2 separate regions of the Homo sapiens genome follow, and region 2 is linked to region 1. A link is a loop called in an ENCODE intact Hi-C map of the cell type or tissue named here. Cell type or tissue: HepG2. All regions are shown on one strand. Links, peaks and the distances in the headings refer to the core of each region. The heading gives the core; the rest is flanking DNA.

What was found. A loop is a pair of places that touch in the nucleus more often than their neighbours do. Peaks named below come from ENCODE experiments on the same cell type or tissue, not always from the same donor. Only the 100,000 strongest peaks of a DNase experiment are listed, where the experiment ranks them.
Region 2: a loop joins it to region 1, with 20 times the contacts of the local background. A loop is called at or near these places in 2 of 110 quality-filtered maps.

The regions. Positions count from the first base shown.
Region 1 is chr7:92,503,392-92,506,663 of GRCh38, reverse strand. It overlaps PEX1 (peroxisomal biogenesis factor 1), which reads left to right. Exons shown (of 24, transcript NM_000466.3): 11 at 320-416; 12 at 1,762-1,932. Among named protein-coding and RNA genes, the nearest start is that of PEX1, 23 kb to the left of the region's middle. In HepG2, for the core only: no CTCF peak of the experiment used is centred there; a DNase peak (open chromatin) is centred at 1,873.
Region 2 is chr7:92,580,176-92,589,332 of GRCh38, reverse strand. It overlaps FAM133B (family with sequence similarity 133 member B), which reads left to right. Exons shown (of 11, transcript NM_152789.4): 2 at 7,730-7,827. Among named protein-coding and RNA genes, the nearest start is that of FAM133B, 5.6 kb to the left of the region's middle. In HepG2, for the core only: no CTCF peak of the experiment used is centred there; a DNase peak (open chromatin) is centred at 2,752; H3K4me3 peaks cover 1,166 bases.

The sequences.
Region 1 (3,272 bases), core at 742-3,241:
TAAATACCACGTAGTTGTGGTGTATCATTCTTTCTACATTGCTGAGTTTTATCTGCTAATGTTCTGTTGAGCTTTTGTCCATTTAAGTTTGAAAGTGATTAGTTTGCAGTTTTCTGTTTTTGTGTTGTCTTTGTCTGGTTTTGCTATCCGTGTAAATCTGGCCTCATAAAATGAGATGGGAAGTATTCTCTCCTCTTCTTTTGTTTTTTTGGAAGAGGTTGTATAAAATTGAGGCTGAATCTTGGTGGTTGCCACAATGACAGGAACTATTTCTGTGACTGAATATATTGGGAATTCCTATAAAGCAATTATTTTCTAGGGAAGTGGAAAATCAACTTTAGCCAAAGCAATCTGTAAAGAAGCATTTGACAAACTGGATGCCCATGTGGAGAGAGTTGACTGTAAAGCTTTACGAGGTATGAGTATGGTAACACTCTATATAAATCCCTTTTTCATTAGAAAGACAGGAATGTTATACATAATGCTGTCAATCTAATAAATACACATATCATCTAGTCTTTAACTTTTCTGTTTATCATTTAGTCATTAAAATTTCTTTGGCTTTCTAATGTTTTTGATAAAATTTCTAAAACTCTCCATATTTAATGGAGGCCTATTTTTTTTTCTAGCCAGAACTTTTTGTAGACTACATTTCTGGAAGTGCTCACTGACACCACTCTGAAAAATTAGTACTTAGAATATACTCTAATTGGTATAAATGATCTCTGAATTGCTATGGAAAACTGGGAGAATGGTTGCTTCAGGGGAGAGAAAGTAGGAGGCTGTGGACAGCAATGAGGAGAATTACAGTTCACCATATAACACTTTTGTACTTTTAAAGTCCTTAACATTTACATTATTATCTATTCAATTAAAAAATATTGGGAAGATTTTACTTTGAACAGTTAATTTTTCCCCCATGGGTACCGCTGTCATATAGTTCCAACTAATCATGAACTTGTGTATTTCCTGTTCTTTGTAAATTTAAACTTTGTAACTCACCAGGAAGTTTGAAGCCAAATTTGTGTTTCAAATATAGCAACTCCAGGATCTCTAGGCAGATGCATTTGCATTTGATTTTAAATGAATCTTGATCCCTTACTCTCACTTATGTTTTCCCACATCCTACTTTTTTTATTTTGTTGTAAGCCATCTAAAATTCTCAATGGGATGAAACTGGGTATAAATGAATACATGCATACAGGAATTATAGTAGCATATTCCTTTTCTTTTTTCTTTTTTTTTTTTTTTGAGACAGAGTCTTGCTCTGTAGCCCAGGCTGGAGTGCAGTGGTGCGATCTCGGCTCACTATAGCCTCCACCTCCCAGGTTCAAGCAATTCTCGTGCCTCAACCTCCCGAGTAATTGGGACTACAGGTGCATGCCACCACACCTGGCTAATTTTTGTATTTTTTAGTAGAGATGGGGTTTCACCATGTTGGCCAGGCTGATCTCAAACTCCTGACCTCAAAGTGATCTGCCTGCCTTGGTTTCCCAAAGTGCTGGGATTACTAGCATAAGCCACTGCACCTGGCCTCCTTTTCTGAGTTTTATAAAATTTGATACTTTACTGCACGCTTTGAGACTGTATTAATTGAACCATGTTGATGAACAAGTTTTTGTGATGGGTATATTAATAAAATATAGATCAAATTTTTATAGTTAAATCAATATCGAGCTTTTCTAGTGCTTTCAAAAGGACAACCTGAATTTTCCCAGCACTGAAATGATACTGAAACCATTTCATATCTTCTGTATTAAGGAAAAAGGCTTGAAAACATACAAAAAACCCTAGAGGTGGCTTTCTCAGAGGCAGTGTGGATGCAGCCATCTGTTGTCCTGCTGGATGACCTTGACCTCATTGCTGGACTGCCTGCTGTCCCGGAACATGAGCACAGTCCTGATGCGGTGCAGAGCCAGCGGCTTGCTCATGGTAAATGCATCCACCACTGGCTTAAGGTCTTGTTCTTTTGTCAGTCAGCATTTTTAGTCTTAACAATAAATCTACTCTCTTCAGAGAATAATATATGTGTTATGTTAAGTGTTGTGTTTGAGGCCCCTGATGGCATTCTACAGTTGTCCTATAGACTGTAATAGCAAAATTGGTAGAGTAAAAACAGTGTGAAAATTCTGCAACTTCATGGTTAGTCCTTTAGGGTTTTTCATTCTCCCTTACTTATTGTTTAATTTACAGATTTACTCTTTTGTTCATTTGACAAATATTTGTCAAATGCTTGTGCACAGTCTGTATTCTCAAATTCTAGGAGAAAAAGAAGGGTGAACAGTATTAGCGCAGAACGATACTAATAATGATGGCTACTGTGTATGAGTAGCCAGCCCTTTCTTGGCTTTCTTGGATTGCTTTGTATTCTACATGAAGATATTCCCTGGGCTTTACAGGTCAATAAATGGAAATTCAGAGAGATTAATTTGACCAGGGTGACCAACAAGGAGATGACAGCATACACTATGCGAGAAGTATACACAGAGTAGTGTAGGAGCATATAACCTAAACTGGGGGTGAGGTGGGATAAGGAGTTATCAGGGAAGGCTTTTTGGAGGAGTTGACAACTGAGCCGAGTTTTGATGGAAGAGTAGAAATTAGCATGAACCAATTTCATGCTAATAAAGAAGCAAAGGAAGCGTGGTCTACAGGCAAAAGCACAGAGGTACAGGAAGTAATGATATGTTGGGGAATACCCTGTTGACTGGAGCTTAGAGTGCAAGGAGAGGAGTGCTAGGGAGGTGAGGTTGGAGGGTTTGGCAGCATTGACTTGCTTCAAGGTTCTTAAGAGCTGAAATAGATATAAAATGCAACTAAGAGTGGCTTGGATTATTATTACCTAGTGTGTTAATCTCAAATTTTGAAATCTATAGCATCTATAGGACTGGTGTTACTAATCTTACACTCGATCTGTTACTGTTCTTATACTAGATCTATTAGTCCAGTGTTTAAGGGAGTGGTGCAGATTTCTAGGTCAGGACAGGACTCAGATGTACATTATTAATGCCTATTTCAGTTCTGACCTTCTCATATGAAACCTTATAAGACCTGGGGTAGGAAGAGATTGTTCTGGAAGTCATAGGAATATGAACTGTATTTTGTTTAACAAACAATACAGTATGGAAATTTATCACCCTTCCAGAATATTTATTTCAGAGACAAATTTTTATCATTCGTTCATTTATTTCATAAGATCCACGAGTAGGGAACCTCACTAGACATTGCTCTGAGTATATGGTCTGAGTTTGCAGTACCTCTTGTGTCTCCAT
Region 2 (9,157 bases), core at 1,385-3,884, 82 kb before region 1:
GATGGGAGGAAAGTATTCTAGACCGCTGGGGCGGGGAGGGGGCTGAAAAACTCAGGTTATGAATCAGATTGAATGAGTAGTAAACATAATGAAATAACAATAAGCTTAGGTTGCAGCCTGACAATTTCTGGGCTTGCCTGTGACAAAGTTTTAGCCACTGAGTAGCAAAATGAGGAAAATGCACGTAAAACGAATGTGCTACGTTTCTTGAACTCGCTTTTTTATTCAACAATTATTTGCAAGCTGTGTGTGTCTCACACCAAAGGAGACTTAACATTTACGAAATGATGACACTTGCCATCTGTAGTAGCCAGTTCTTGCATGGCTTTTATAAAGAAAAACCTGAGGCTGGGTAATTTATAAAGAAAAGTGTTTAATTGGCTCACGGTTCTATGGGCTGTACAGGAAGCTTAGCGGCATCTGCTTCTGGGGAGGCCTCAGGGAGCTGTTACTCATGGTGGAAGGCAAAGCAGGAGCAGGCGTCTTACATGGCAGGAGCGGGACCAAGAGAGGGACGGGGAGAGTTGCTACACAGTTTTAAACAACCGCATCTGTTGAGAAATCATCTCTATGCAGTGCTGGGGAGAGGAGGATGCTAAGCCATTCATGAGAACTCCGCCCCCATGATCCAGTCACCTCCCACCAGGCCCCACCTCCAACATTGGGGATTACAATTCGACATGAGATTTGGGCGGGGACACAGATCCAAACCATTTCACCATCTTAAAAACTTTGTAGTTCTGTATAGTCTTTATAATGGAAAATGTCTAGGAACCACTGTGGTAGTGAATCTTGATTACAAGATAGCGGGTTGTTCTTTCTCCTGGCTGTAGGTGAGACTTTGTTGTGCTATCTTGATTGTCATGGCGTTGAAATTATGTAGCATAACACCATTTCAGCATAGGAGCATCCTTAGGTGTTTGAGTATTTTGGGCTCTTCTAATACCCTTGGGCCTTGAATGTTTAGAGATCACCTGACCTTGGATGCAGTTTCATATACAGACCTAAAATGTTTCATATTACTGAAAAAACGTTTTGGTTGAAACATTCCTCTAAAACATTTGAAAAACTTACCAAATTAGCTTCATTTACTAGAACATTTTGATAGCTCTGGGCTCTACTTACTACTTTTGGTATGCAGCTATGGCACAGAGTATTCTGGTAACATTTTGTGTGCACTTCAAAGATTGGGATTAAGAACAAGAAATTAAGAGGTAGAAGACACGGATTGTCTAATTCAGTCTCCTCATTGCATAGAGGAGGGGTAAGACTTTAAACTGGGACCAAAACTTCAGTCATCTGACACTCAATTCTGTACATCTTAACTCTTGATTTTCTTTTTAAGACTTTTTTTTTTAAGCATTTTTAGTTTTACAGCAAAATTGAGAGGAAGGTACAAAGATATCCCGTTTACCTCCTGACCCCACTCGTGCATAGCCTCCCCATTATGAACATCCTTCACCAGAGTGGTACATTTGTTAAAATTGATGAACCTACATTGACATGTTACTATCATCCAGTCAGTAGTTTACATTAGTGCTCACTCTTAGTGTTCATTCTCTATGGGCTTGGACAAATAAATTTATTTATTTATTTATTTAGACACAGTATCTCACTCTTGCCCAAGCTGGAGTGCAGTGTCGCCATCATGGCTCACTGCAGCTTCAACTTCCCAGGCTCAAGGGATGCTCTCACGTCAGCCTCCCAAGTAGCTGGGACCACAGGTGTGTGGAACCACACCTGGCTAATTTTTTGTTGTTTTTTTGTAGAGATGGGGTTTCACCATGCTGCCCAGGCTGGTCTCAAATTCCTGGCCTCAAGCAATCCTCCCGTCTCGGCCTCCAAAAGTGTTCGGATTACAGGAGTGCCACCACATGCGTTCACCAATATAGTATCATAAAGAGTAAAAATCCTCTCTTCGGCCTAGCCATTCCTCTACCACCCCTGTCCCCAAGTGTGGCAACCACTGATCTTTTTACTGACTCCATAGTTTTGCCATAACACTTGATTTGGAGCAACAAAATGAATATTTGCTTGTGAAAATATTGGCATTTTTTGAGATTGTCTCAAAAACAGTTCCTGTTCTTTCTTACATTGATGAAACAATCATAGTTTTAAAGATGATAGGATTGCTTTCCAAAAAAAGCCCCAGTGAATTTCAGGTTGAACAGTTTTTTTAATTTTTATTTTTAGAGCAGTTTTAGGTTCACAGCCAAATTGAACAGAAAGTACAGAGGGTTCCCATATACCTCCACACTTGTGCAGCTCTACCATTATCAACATTCGCCAGCACCAGCAGGGTGGTACATTTGTTACATTTCATGAACCTACATCGACACATTATCATCACCCAGAGTCAGTAGTTTGCATTAGGGGTCACTCTTGGTATGCATTCTTGTACAGTTTTTATAACTGAACGTTTTAATTCAGGACTTGTAAAGGGCTCTTAAGTTCATGATGGCCACCTTTTGTGCTTGTTATTTTCCGAAGTGTTCTTCATGTTCTTTTCTGCTACTTTGGGACCTCTAAAATAGATGTATCCTCTAGATAAAAATAGGTAATCAAATTGACAAATGAAATTCTGCACATTGTGTCTTTAGCCAGTTTTACTGCATTGCTCTTTTTGTACCTGCCCCCATACATATCCCCTTGAGACCAATTTGCCATCCTGAGTTTCAGAAACAAATCATTTTCTGTTATCTGAACTCATGCAGCAGTTTGAAGCCACAGAGAATTCTAGTTACATATGGATGTGAATGTTTGATTTACAAGGTCACAGTGTTTATAATGATTAAGTCATAGTGAAATGTTTCAAGAAATTGCACAATCTCTATATTTTAGTGAATGCTTAACCATGCCACCCACTTAATGTTAGAAGCATTATTTTTCACACTGATACAAAAATGAAAACTCCTGTACCTTTGTGAAAATAGTTGCTTGTTTTAAAAGCTTTCTGTTGTGCATAGTTTTAAAGAAAAGTATTGTTGCTTAATGAATAAGAGCAGACTATCAAGTGTTTTGCATGGAGCCTAGAACATAAGATGCACTTTAAAAAATATTGCTATTATAATTGAAATAAACAATGGAGATATTTGGAGTGTACTTAAGCAGACTGAGATAGTGTTTGTGGTCAAAAGCTTAAAAGTAAGCCTTATTCAGCAGTAGTTCATGTAATTGTACCCGTAGTCCTAGCATGTGAATATACTACTTTACTAGCATTTTCCTCTGAAAAGTAGGAATAGGTTGGTATGTACTTTATGAAAGCAGTTTGATAGTACACAGTAAGATGTAAAAATATTAATGTACTTTAAAGATACATGCTAGATAACTTGAAGACTGTAAAACATGGTAAATGTTATAATTTTTTTCATTAGAATGAAAAATTGCCACTGCATTATCTGTGAATTTTTACATAAGGACAGTTCAGCTCTCTGAGTTGGAGTGGCAGTATTGTGGTTGGATTTTTGTCATTTTCTTTACCTTTATTACTATAATAATGTTTACGCAGTTACATTTTTTGTTTTATAAAGGTAATCATTATTTAAAATTTTTTTCTCCAGTGTGTGAATGAATATGGATGTTTTCCTTTATATTTTGGTGCACATGCAGTCTAATTTTTCTGATTTTTAAATTTTTAGTTATTTATTAAAATAATTCTTTCATTTTGGCAACTTGCCTTTGCTTTTCACTTGAGAAATCTTAAACATTTTCTTATCAGGAACTATGGATCTACTTCATTCATTTTAGTAGCTACGTAATATTTAACAGGGTGTGTACTTTAATATATTTAGCGAATCCCAGTTTGATAGCTATTTGGGTGTTTTCAGTGTTTGCTGTTTTAGTAATTTAGACCTGAATATCCTTGATATGTGTATATTTGCACTCTTTGGAAATAAACAGTTTTTACAATTCTAACCTGAAATATTTTGCCATTAGGTACTGCCAAAATTATGACATGATACCAAGGAAATTAGAATGTGATCAATATTGTTGAAAACAAAAACAAAAACCTGAGACCAGTTAAATTTAACAAAGGTAATTTGAGCAAGAAAAAGATTCTAGAACTTGAGGAAGATGTTCTACATCCTGGTGACCTATATTTGCAATAGGAAATGACATACAGAGATTACCTGATTGGTGCAGTTCTGAGTTTGCCTTATTTGGGCATAATTTGGCAGCCTTCTGTTTGGGATTGGTTGAGGGTTGGGCTCCTGTGATTGGCTGAGACTCAGTTGATTGGTTAAGAGGATATACTCTTTGATTAGGTTAGAACTTGTTTGCACATCAAGCCAGGTTGCAGTTCACCATATACAGAGGGTTTTTGTTTTGTTTTGTTTTGTTTTGTTTTGTTTAGTAGAGACAAGATTGGTCTCTCCTGAGCTCAAGCTCCTCCCACCTCACCCTCCCAAAGTGCTAGATTACAGGTGTGAGCCAGTGCACCTGGCTTTTTGGGCCAAATTTTATTACCCAAGTAGGAGGACGCTTTGAGCCCAACTTAACTGTGTTGAACAGTACAAATAATACTCCTGTTTTACAAACGGTGAACTAAGCTGCACATGGTACTTGCCTTCATTGTCTTCATTTCTGCCTTCATTGTTTGTCATACTTCCACACCAACTAATCGAAATGCTTAGCAAAAGCAGTTGAATGAAATATTTGAGGGTATAACAGTTTATACAAAAAATATAACAATATGCCTCTGTCTTTAACATTGCATATGATGTCCACATCTTGCCCTGATTCTGTAAACATTCCTTACATGAGGGGCTCTAGCATTTGTTCCTGCTTGTAGAGAAGTATGTCAAAGATTTATCTTTTTCATTCCAAGTAATTAGGTTTTGTCAGTTGAATGGTAATAGTTCTCAGTATGTGTTGTTTATGCTGGTTTTATATTGTTTACTCTGACAGAGAAATCTGGAAGTATATAACTTTTATCTGTTATAAAGGTGGGAAATGATGGTCATTTTCATAGATTTTGTTAAAATGCAACAAATATATTTTTTCCTTTCACTTATTTTGGATTATTACAAGGTATAACACCTTAAACCAACCTTGAGGGTAGTCATTTTCAATCAAAATTCTTTTTATTTAAAAAGTAGAAGAGTTTCATAAATGTCTATTGACTGGGCACGGTGGCTCACACCTGTTGTCCTAGCTACTCAGGAGGCTGAGGTAGGGGGATTTTTCAAAGTTGCAGTGAGATATGATCACACCACTGACCACTGTACTCCAGCCTGGGCAAAAGAGCAAGACCCTTTCTTTTTTTTTTTTTTTTTTTTTTTTTTGAGACAGTCTTGCTCTTTCGCCCAGGCTGGAGTGAAGTGGCACAATCTCAGCTCACTGCAACCTCTGCCTCCTGGGTTCAAGAGATTTTCCTGCCTCAGCCTCCTGAGTAGGCTGAGATTATAGGCACCCGCCACCACACTCAGCTAATTTTTGTGTTTTTAGTAGAGACAGGGTTTCACCATGTTGGCCAGGCTGATCTCGAACTCCTGACTTCAGGTGATCCACCCGCCCCAGCCTCCCAAAGTGCTAGGATTACAGGCGTGAGCCACCGCGCCTGGCTGACCCTGTCTTTTAAAAAATAATAATAGTAATAAATAAAATTTTTATTGACTTAAATTTGGAAAAACTAAATAGAAGAGGTAGAGACTGAATTAAAGACCAGACTTTATATCAGTAGCAATGCGAATTTTAATAAAACAACATCGCTTTGCTAAACACTGTCATTAACAAAGAAACCTTTTGCTTTGTTTTGCCTCAATATGTTTTTGAAAAAAATCTCTAAAATATTTTTCTGCTGTAGTAAGTGTAGTAGACAGCATGATTTAAATTTTTGCAGATGTTTTAATTGAGCTAAAATATGTATAACAAAATTTACCATTTTAACTGTTTCTAACTATATAGTTTAGTGACATTAAGTACATTCATAGTGTTGTGCAACCATCATCACTATCCATTTTCATCATCCCAAACAAGAACCTCTGTATCAATAAACAGTAAACTCCCAAATTCCTCTTCTCCCCAGACCCTGGTTAACCTCCATTCTACTTTCTTTTCTAGGTATCTCATATAAATGGAATCATATATTTGTTCTTTTGTGTTTTTCTTGTTTTATTTCATTTAGCATATTTTCAAGGCTCATCCAGGTTGCATATAGTATGTATCAGAATTGCATTCTTTTTTAAGGCTGAATAATATTCCATTGTATGTATATACCACAGTTTTGTTTATCCATTTATCCATAGATGGACATTTGCGTTGTTTCCACATTTCAGCTTTTGTGAATTCTGCAGTTGTGAACATTTGTGTACAAGTATCTGTTTAGTCCCTTCTTTGAATTCTTTTGGGTGTATACCTAGATATAGGATCATGTGGTAGTTCTATGTTTAACTTTTTGAGGGACCACTAAACTGTTTTCCACAGTGGCCACACCGTTTTACATTCCCACCAACAATGTGAAAGGGTTCCAGTTTCTCTGCATCCTTGCTAACCCTTGCAATTTTCTGTTTAATAATAGCCATCCTAATGGGTATAGAATGGCATCTCTTTGTTGTTTCAATTTACATTTCCCTAATGACTAGTGATATTGAACATTTTTTTATGTGTTTATTGGCCATTTACTATATACCTTCTTTAGAGAAATACCTATTCTTCTGCCCATTTTTTAATTACTTGGAGTTTTTTTGTTGTTGTTAAGTTGTAGGAGCTCATTTTACATTCTGGATATTAATCTCTTACTAGATTTATGATTTACAAATATTTTCTCTCATTCTGTGAATTGTCTTTTCACTCTTAACAGTGTCCTTTGATGCACAAACATTTTACATTTTGATGTTCTGTTTATTTTTTTCTTGCCTGCCTACAATTTTTGATGTTAACTATTTATGAATAAAATTGTCATCACTATGACATAGTATTTCGTGGGAGACAAGATGTAGTTGAATAAACAATGAATTTAGAGTTAGATCTTATTTAACTTCTTTGGAAATGAATTTATTTTATTTTATGTTATGTTATTTTATGTTATTTATGTTATGTTATGTTATGTTATGTTATGTTATGTTATGTTATTTATTTTATTTTGAGAGGGAGTCGCTCTGTCGCCCAGGCTGGAGTGCAGTGGCACGATCTCAGCTCACTGCAACCTCTACCTCCCGGGTTCAAGTGATTCTCCTGTCTCAACCTCCCGAGTAGCTAGGATTACAGGCGTGTGCCACCATACCTGACTAATTTTTGTATTTTTAGTAGAGGCAGGGTTTCACCACGTCGGCCAGGCTGGTCTTGAATTCCTGACTTCAGGTGTTCCACCTGCCTCAACCTCCCAAAGTGCTGGGGTTACAGGCGTGAGCCACTGCACCAAGCCTGGAATTGAGTTTCTTAATTTTCTAGTGAACATACTGTTATCACCCTCACAGGGTTACTGGGCTTTAGGAGAAAGAGCTGTAAAGCCATCAGTAGGTCAGAGGTATCTATTATTTCATCAAATCTCTTGTAAAACACACACACACACACACACACACACACACACACACACAATTTTCTCCCAAACTTTTAAGACTTAAAAGAGGATTAAATTAATTTTTTTAGAATAAAGAGTTGGTTAGTCAGATTGCATATACTTAGCTGGATATATTATGCATTTATAGTAAAGATTACTTGATGAGTAAGTGAGGTTTTGCATGTTTAATGATTGCTTTAATGGATTAATTGTTGTTCTTTCCCCAAGGCCTATATGAACCCAATAGCAATGGCGAGATCAAGGGGTCCAATCCAGTCTTCAGGGCCAACAATACAGGATTATCTGAATCGACCAAGGCCTACCTGGTATTTGTGAAACACTTTACCTATTTATAAGCTTTTATCAACTTTTTAAAGTTTATTCTTAAGACTTTAATTGATTTTATTGATTACCAAGCAATTGCCAGATAAGTAATTTTTTTAAGTAACATTTGATATGTGCTTTCTTTTGAATGTGTGAAACACGTGTACAATTATAAAGCAAACATTTAAGAACCCACTACCCAGTATAGCCAAAGCACTGCCAGGTAACTTTTTCATACCAGTCTCTTCTCTATTCCATAAAAGACCCTAACCTTGCAGTGGTCAAAGCTATTTAGTGAGTTTAAGTAGTCTTGTCCTTTACTGATGTGTAACCAGATAGCAGGAAGAATAATATTCAGCTTTGTTTCTAGTTTTATCTGCCAGCTTTTCAATGAATTAGAAAAACTGACTGATTTTTGTAAATAAAGCATCAGAGTATGGGCCATGTTATTCTTTAGTATGTCTTCCTCGTTATTAATACCTTACTCCTGAGACAACATACAACAGGCTTCAGAGCTGTTAACTTCAGAATCCCAAGTGCCCCTGAAAACTAGGCAACTGGTTGAAAAGTATGCTTATGTATAATAGGGAATCCTTCCTTTGAGTTAAATAAGAAGTAAGGATTGTTTACCAGTGTGTGTGAATGCCATTGTTAACCATTGCAGCATACCAGAAAATGCATTATCCCAAAACAAAGTATGTTTTAATGGGGAGAGGGAATGAACTTTCGAGGAGAAATGTCCAAGTAAATATATTACATGTGTATCAGAAATCATCAAGACAGCCCTCAGGTTGAGTAACTCGTAGGGACTCACTGGAGTTTCAGCAGATAGTCGTACTCATGGTAAGATTTATTACTGTGAAGGGCTACCAAGCACAATCAGCAAAAGGAAAAGGCACAGGGAGCAAAGTTTGGGTAAGTCCCGGAACAGGCTTTGAAGGGTCCTCCCCTAGTGGGATCACGTGAGAGGCACTTAATGCCCTTAGTAAGGAGTTGTGATAATACATGTGAGATTTTGGCAACCAATTGAAGCTCATTAGAGACTCAGTGCCCAGGGTTTTTATTGAGGCTGGTCAGCCTCTGCCTGTCATGTACCAAAATTCCAGATTCCAGGGCTGGGCATGGTTGCTCATGCCTACAGTTTCAGCACTTCAGGAGGCCGAGGCAGGAGGATTGCTTGAGGCCAGGAGTTTGAGATCAGCCTGGGCAACGTAGCAAGATGCTGTCTCTACAAAAAATATTTATGTGTTTTTTTTTTTTTTTTTAATTAGCTGGATGTGGTAGTACATGCCTGTAGTCTTAGCTACTTGGGATACTGAGGCAGGAGGATTG